Regions from separate parts of the Mus musculus genome. Here region 1 is linked to region 2. The links are chromatin contacts, found by POLR2A ChIA-PET in ENCODE. All regions are on one chromosome and are shown on one strand. Each heading gives the region's core, a stretch centred on a gene start or an enhancer-like site at or near the end of the contact. The rest is flanking DNA. Distances are from core to core; before and after follow the strand shown. Region 1 holds the start of Kifc2 (kinesin family member C2). Region 2 holds the start of Dgat1 (diacylglycerol O-acyltransferase 1).

The links. ChIA-PET counts read pairs that join two places held with the same protein, here RNA polymerase II (POLR2A).
Region 1: POLR2A ChIA-PET joins it to region 2 with 15 read pairs in embryonic stem cell. The contact joins the promoter of Kifc2 here to the promoter of Dgat1 in region 2. POLR2A ChIA-PET finds 5 or more read pairs at or near these places in 3 of 5 experiments (Patski and embryonic stem cell).

What each region holds. Positions count from the first base shown.
Region 1 is chr15:76,659,163-76,662,291 of GRCm38, reverse strand. Kifc2 (kinesin family member C2) reads right to left here and starts at 1,711. Exons shown (of 18, transcript NM_010630.3): 1 at 1,527-1,711; 2 at 1,205-1,286; 3 at 908-1,056; 4 at 674-812; 5 at 420-565; 6 at 281-346; 7 at 63-191. The coding sequence starts at 1,625. It also overlaps a transcript of Cyhr1 not described here.
Region 2 is chr15:76,510,278-76,513,301 of GRCm38, reverse strand. Dgat1 (diacylglycerol O-acyltransferase 1) reads left to right here and starts at 1,308. Exons shown (of 17, transcript NM_010046.3): 1 at 1,308-1,747. The coding sequence starts at 1,521.

The DNA.
Region 1 (3,129 bases), core at 462-2,961, 150 kb before region 2:
CTGGATACCAGGTGTACAGGAACCTGGGCTGCAGTTAGCATAACAGCCAAATGGCAGAGTACCTGGGAAAGTCTGGGGAGTGGTCCAGGCCCCCAGTGTAGCAGGAGGTCCCGAGTAAGGCTCAAGCTCTGTTTCAAGGCTTCGTTCTCCAATGTGAGGTGCTGGACTCTCTTCTCTGAATCTGTCACCCCCTGACAGAGAGGGATATCATCAGGACCCACCTGAAATTCCCCTGACTTTTCAGCCTGTTTGTTCCCTATGCCCACCCCAAAAGCCTCACCACTCCCAGACGAAGTCTACTCAGCTCTTCTTCCTGTTGCTCCAGCTGTTGTCTCAGCTCTTCCAGCTGTGGAGGAGTCAGAGACAGGACAGAATGCCTTTTTAGGTCTCACACCCACCCAGTCGCTGACAGTCCTTACCTGTCCAAGAATGAGCTGTTCCAACCGCTGCCAAACTCTCTGTTCCTCCTCCAATTGGAGAGGCTGATGTTCCTGGGTCTCATCCCTTGGTACCTCATCCAGGATGGGAGTGGGCTGAGAGGAGCTTTCTTCTTGTGAAAGAGACCCTGGAGAGGGATGAGGCCAGTTACAAGTGAGGAGATGTCTGGCATAGTGAGCAGAGCTAGTTCTGATAGATCCTGCTCCTTCCACTAATGGTGATACTCTTTACAGACCATCTAGAGTGGAGGGCTGCACGGGGCAGGTTGGCTGAGTCCCCTGGAGCAGGGCCTGCCTCCCCCGGGGGCTCCGTGTCCATGCCAGTAGGGCCAAGAGCTGACTTGTTACTGTCAACAGTGGGGGGACTTCACCAGGCTGTGAAGGAAGTAAGAACCAAAGCAGAGGTGTTGGGAGTGAGAGGACCACAGAGGCTAGGGAAAGGAATAATTGCTGGCGACGGTATCGCTCACCTTGCCCAGGTCAGGAGTCGTCCCGCAGCTCTCTTCTGCCCCCAACTGGACGGAGAGGAACTCAGCAAGACGCATGAGTGCCTCTTCCAGGGACACCTCAGCTGCTCCACCCTCCGCTCCTTTCTGGCCATCCTCAGATTCTGAGCAGCCTTTGAGGAGGCCAAGTGAGAAAGGAAAAAGCATTCTGCATTACTAGATGGAGGAGAGGCCTTTCTCCCTCCCGGTGAGGTTACAGTACACCAACTGCAGGTATCCCCCGGACCTTTCCTTCCCCAGCAGCTCCTAGTATGCACCTACCGGCCAGGCTGTTCAGCTCGGACCACAGTTCTGATGTGAATTGATCCGGACGGCGACGACCCCTAGGTTGGCCGCCGCTTTTCTGGGAAGAGAGCATGAGGTGCAAGTGAGGGTACTGGCAGTATGTGCGACCCTTTCGCTTCTGAAATGGGCCAAGGGGTTGGGGCTGAGATCTTTGACCCCACAACAGAGACCATACTGGTCTCTGAACAGCCCTATTTCCCAGAGCAGGTACCTAAGGATTTAAGCTGCACAGGTCAGCCACGACCAAATCTCAGAATGATGGTGGTAACCAACCGTGATGCAGGCCCACTCCGCTCACCTGGGTGGGATCCCCGGGGTCCGAGACCGCCGCAGCCCCGCCATCCCTGCGGAAAAGACTGTAGAAGATGTAGATGAGCAGAGAGTAAAAGGCGTACATGGGGGCGCGGGGCGGCAGAGAGCACCTCTTCGCGCCGCCCCGCGTCCCCGCACCAGGTCTCTGCACCCGCCCGCCGCAGTGCCCATGCGCATGCTCGCGGCGGTCGCCCCCACGGACGATCTTCCACGGGCGGAGGGCCCTCACTGAGGGGCGACTGCGAAGAGCTGCAAAACTTGTACTTAAGGCCCTATCAAGCGGTTTTTAGTCCCTCTTTCGCAAAGACCTCTAGCCGCTGTCTAGTCTCTTTTGGGAATCCCGCATCAAGACCCCCACCAAGAAACGCGCAAGGGAACCGAGCCTTCAGCTCTCAGGTGTACAACCTCTTCTCCCTCGATAGCCCCGCCCAGACTCCACCCCTCCCCGGGAGCCGGACCCAGCCCGGCCCAGACCTCCCCTTCGGTCATAACCTCGCCCCTCCCACAGCTAAGCAATAACCCTTGGAAGCCCCACCCCGGCCCTTCTCACAGCTCCGCCTAGACCCCTCGAAGTGCCGCCTCTTTTCTCAGTCCACGCCTGCTGCCCCGAAGCCCCACCTACATCTCCCGGCTCAGACCCGGGGCGCTTCGCAATGCCAGTGCTCCAGCAAACCCGTGCCGAAGATCATGGGCTGTGACGCATGCCTTTAATCCCAACGCTCAGAAGGCAGAGACAGGCAAATCTCAGTGAGTCTGAGGCCAGCCTGGTCTATACAGGAAGTTCCAGGACAGCCAGGGTAATGTAAAGAGACTATCTAAACCACAAACTAGTACTGAACCTCTGGTCGCCACCTCCGCGCTCCCAGCCCCACCCCTCTAGAGCCTCCGCAGCCCTCCACAGGCCCCGCCCCGCCGCTCTAGCCGGAGCTCCTCTCGTTAGTGGATGTAAGCCGGCTGCTCCAATCCGCGCCTCGGGAGGGCGGGCTAGGAGGCGGGGCAGACTGTTGTGGGCGGGTTCGGGCCTTCAGCTCCGCGTCTCCAGGTGTTGTGCGCTGCCTGTGCTCCGCTGCTGCTTCTTCCCTTCTATCATTCTCAGGCATGGAAGGCCATAACTAGGACCGTGCCCAGACCACAGCAAGAGACAGCTCCTCTTGCCGTTTTGAGTCCCTGGGCTGATACCACGCTTGGGCGCCAAGATTCCAATCCCATTCCCCTTCCCCAGGAAATTAGTCCTTCTTCCTTGCAGGTGAGTCCAGTGACCTCAGGGCTCCAAAAAGTTTGGAACTGAATCTCTTCTAATGTCTACTCAAAGGTCTCTGGAACTCGAGGTTCCTGAAGAGCTCCACTAAGGACTCCAGATCGCCAGCCTCTGTGTGTACTTCTCTCCTAATTTGAAGATTCATTTCCTATCTCCTCAAACTCACTACTATTCAACGTGTCATGGTTTCCAAACCCAGGACTGAATGGAGCACTGTCCTGTCCCACCTGGTATTGGCAGGGGTGTCCCTGCATGCAGCGGTGAGCTCTGTACAGGTGAATATTCTTTTTTTTTTTTTTTTTTTTTTGGTTTTTCGAGACAGGGTTTCTCT
Region 2 (3,024 bases), core at 59-2,558:
TTTAGTGGCAGCCTAGGCCTCAACCTTCCACTTTTAGTTTTTGGTTTCAAACTGGAAGCTGGTGTAGCCAACGTGCTAGCCCAGGAGAATGTGGAAGCCTCGTATTCACTTAACAGAGGAAGGAGCGGGAAAGGCATGGCAGAGCTCACACGACTTACCTTCACTTCAGGCTCCCAAAGAGACTTTTTCTTTCACTCTGCCTCCTTTTGGGGTCACTATTCACAAAGACCTAGCCCTTGCCTTGCCAAGGACCAGATGAAAGACTGGGCCAGCAACAAAGGAATGCTCGGAGACACTGACCAGGTTGGCTCTGATCCACAAAAGTCCAAGCCTGGGTTCGCTTTTCTCTGCATATGTACAAAGACACCACCGGCAGGGCAGCCCAGATTGCTCATCATGAGATGTGTCGTGAAGAAAGTGTGACCTGAGGGAAGGAGTCAGTGGATACTACAGAAGTGGAGGGAGCTTAATAGGAAGACTAGTAGCATCCTGTAGGAGAGGCTACCAACCTTGTCCTATAGAGGTGCTTCTTAGGCCTGCTATTCCCCAGAAGAGAAAGCCACTATTCTCCTTGGTCCTTTATAGTGTTTCTGAAGGAAATTAGGTGCTTCCTCAGGTCTAGAATGTATGCACGGCGGTGTCTAAATCAGGCACGTTGCTTGTCGGGCCCTCGACAGCACTGTGGGGCGGTAGAGGAAGAGGCCATGGTGACTGGTGAGTTGCTTCTTTTAACTAACTGGGCAGTTGCACACATTTGCTGTAATGCGAAGCTGGGTATTTCTCCAGTTTGATCCTTTGACAGGCTATGTGCTCCAAGGTACATTTAAACTGGTTCCTGCCTAGCAGCTAGGGATCTTTCGGAGAACGATGCTGCCAGAGCAGATAAGTCTGTCGGTTGTGCGCTCAAAAATGGATTTGGAACCGCAAGACGTCAGCGCAGTTTCATAAATGACCTACACTCAAACCGCTGCTGGGGATGACGAAAGGATGTTTTTACATAAGTGGGACAAGAGGCAAGCAAGAGGTCAGAGGAAGTGCGTAGCTGCCAGGGAGCCAGGAGCCGGGGCAGTTCTCCTCCCGCTTGCTCCTCGCAGTGAGACAGCACCTCGGACCTCTTCCACCGAAGTTCACAGCCAAGCTGCACACTAGTTGCTTCTGCCAGCCTGTGACTGCAATTCCCAGAGTGCTATACGTCACCAGCTCCCGGTGCCTTCAACTCCCAGGAGGCTCCGCGCTCTGCTCCCGCGACTCCCAGCGTGCTCCGCGTCTTCGATTAGGCTCCGCCTCCGCTCGGCCTCGGACTACAAATGGACTCTCCAGTTGACGCCACAGCCAGTCAGCTGCTCCGCAGCATCGCAGCCTCAGCGTCGCAGAGGTAGTCGTGCGCTGCGCCGGCTACGGAGGCCGGCAGGGGGCGGCGGCGGAGGCCGTTGCTCAGGGTCCAGAGGCGGGGCCGCGGGCTCCAAGCGCTGAGAGCCGGCGGAGCACGACTGGGCCGCGACGAGGTGCGGGCCGAAGCCATGGGCGACCGCGGAGGCGCGGGAAGCTCTCGGCGTCGGAGGACCGGCTCGCGGGTTTCCGTCCAGGGTGGTAGTGGGCCCAAGGTAGAAGAGGACGAGGTGCGAGACGCGGCTGTGAGCCCCGACTTGGGCGCCGGGGGTGACGCGCCGGCTCCGGCTCCGGCTCCAGCCCATACCCGGGACAAAGACGGGCGGACCAGCGTGGGCGACGGCTACTGGGATCTGAGGTAGCGGAGTGCCTGATCCCCTTACATCTGACCTCTCCAGTGACGCTCCTAGTTCTTAAAAGTTGGCCACAGCTTTGCGAGTTACGCGGCCGGGGCTCCCCTGGGGCTGTACTGGGACACGGGCTTTGGGGAGAGGGTCACTTGCCAAGGTCACCCAGGTGTGGTCGTGTAGCCGACCAGGGAGTCTGGGTAGAGGAGTGGGCAGCAGCCCCCTTTCCATATTGCTTAGGAAAGTAAGCACACCTTGAGGCAGAGTCCCTTGAGGTCCTTTCTGAGGAGTGGGTAGCAGGAAATGTGAGCCCCGGGGGGGTGGGGGGTGGAGATGAATGGGCTTTCTTCAGTGGAAGGAGGCTGATGTTTTCCAGGGAGGGTTATGATGAAGAGTTACCTTTGCAAAAACTACGAGGGGTGTCCTGTGGGTAGAGAAGGCTGCTAGAGGCTCCAGAGGACACACGCCTGTTTGAGGCGATGGGTATGGGCGTTTGCTCGGGGCAGAGGACAGTACAGGAAGCTTTCTAGTACTAACAGGCTGCATGGCTTATTCACCCCTCTTCCAGCAAGTAGGAGGGCCTGAAGGAAGCCCAGCTTATGTTACCAGAATGACTTCGGGCTATAGGGGCAGAGCTGACTACTAAGTGAGACTTTCATCCCGTGGTTGGAGTACCGGAGAGAGGTTTGGTATGAACACACCTATGGGAGAGGCCCTGCTTAGCTGAAGAAATGGAGACTGTCTCCTACAAAGCCGGCCCTGAGACTCTTTTTGGTGATCATCATGGGACCCTTTAGTAGCTCTGGGTTAGGAAGTACCTGAGGGGCTTGGAGGAAGTGGCTATCTAGGGTGGCAAAGTCTGGTTCTCTTTGTATCAACAATCTTTTTCTAGTGGGCACGGTGCCCCCCACGCCCCAGCTGCCCTAGGGTGTTCACAGTTCACCCAGGAGATAAGATAACTTCAGTGTGAGGCAGGTATGGCATATTATGAACAAAGGTCAGGTAAGGAGGCCTTGGAGGCAAGAGTGGGGGAGGAGGTTGGCCCTCCTTAGAGGGATCATGATTTTCTGTAAATCAAAGCTGGTCTTGAGAGAGGCTGGCCTCCCATTTTCCACCTGAAAAGATGTTGTGTGTGTGCGCTCTCTCTCAAACAAACACACAAACAGGGTTTCTCTGTGTAGCCCTGGTTGTCCTGGAACTAGTTCTGTAGATCAGGCTAGCCTCAAACAGCTCCACCTGTGTCTGTCTCCCAAGTGGTGGGATTAAAGGTGCCCGCTGCATCAGAAAA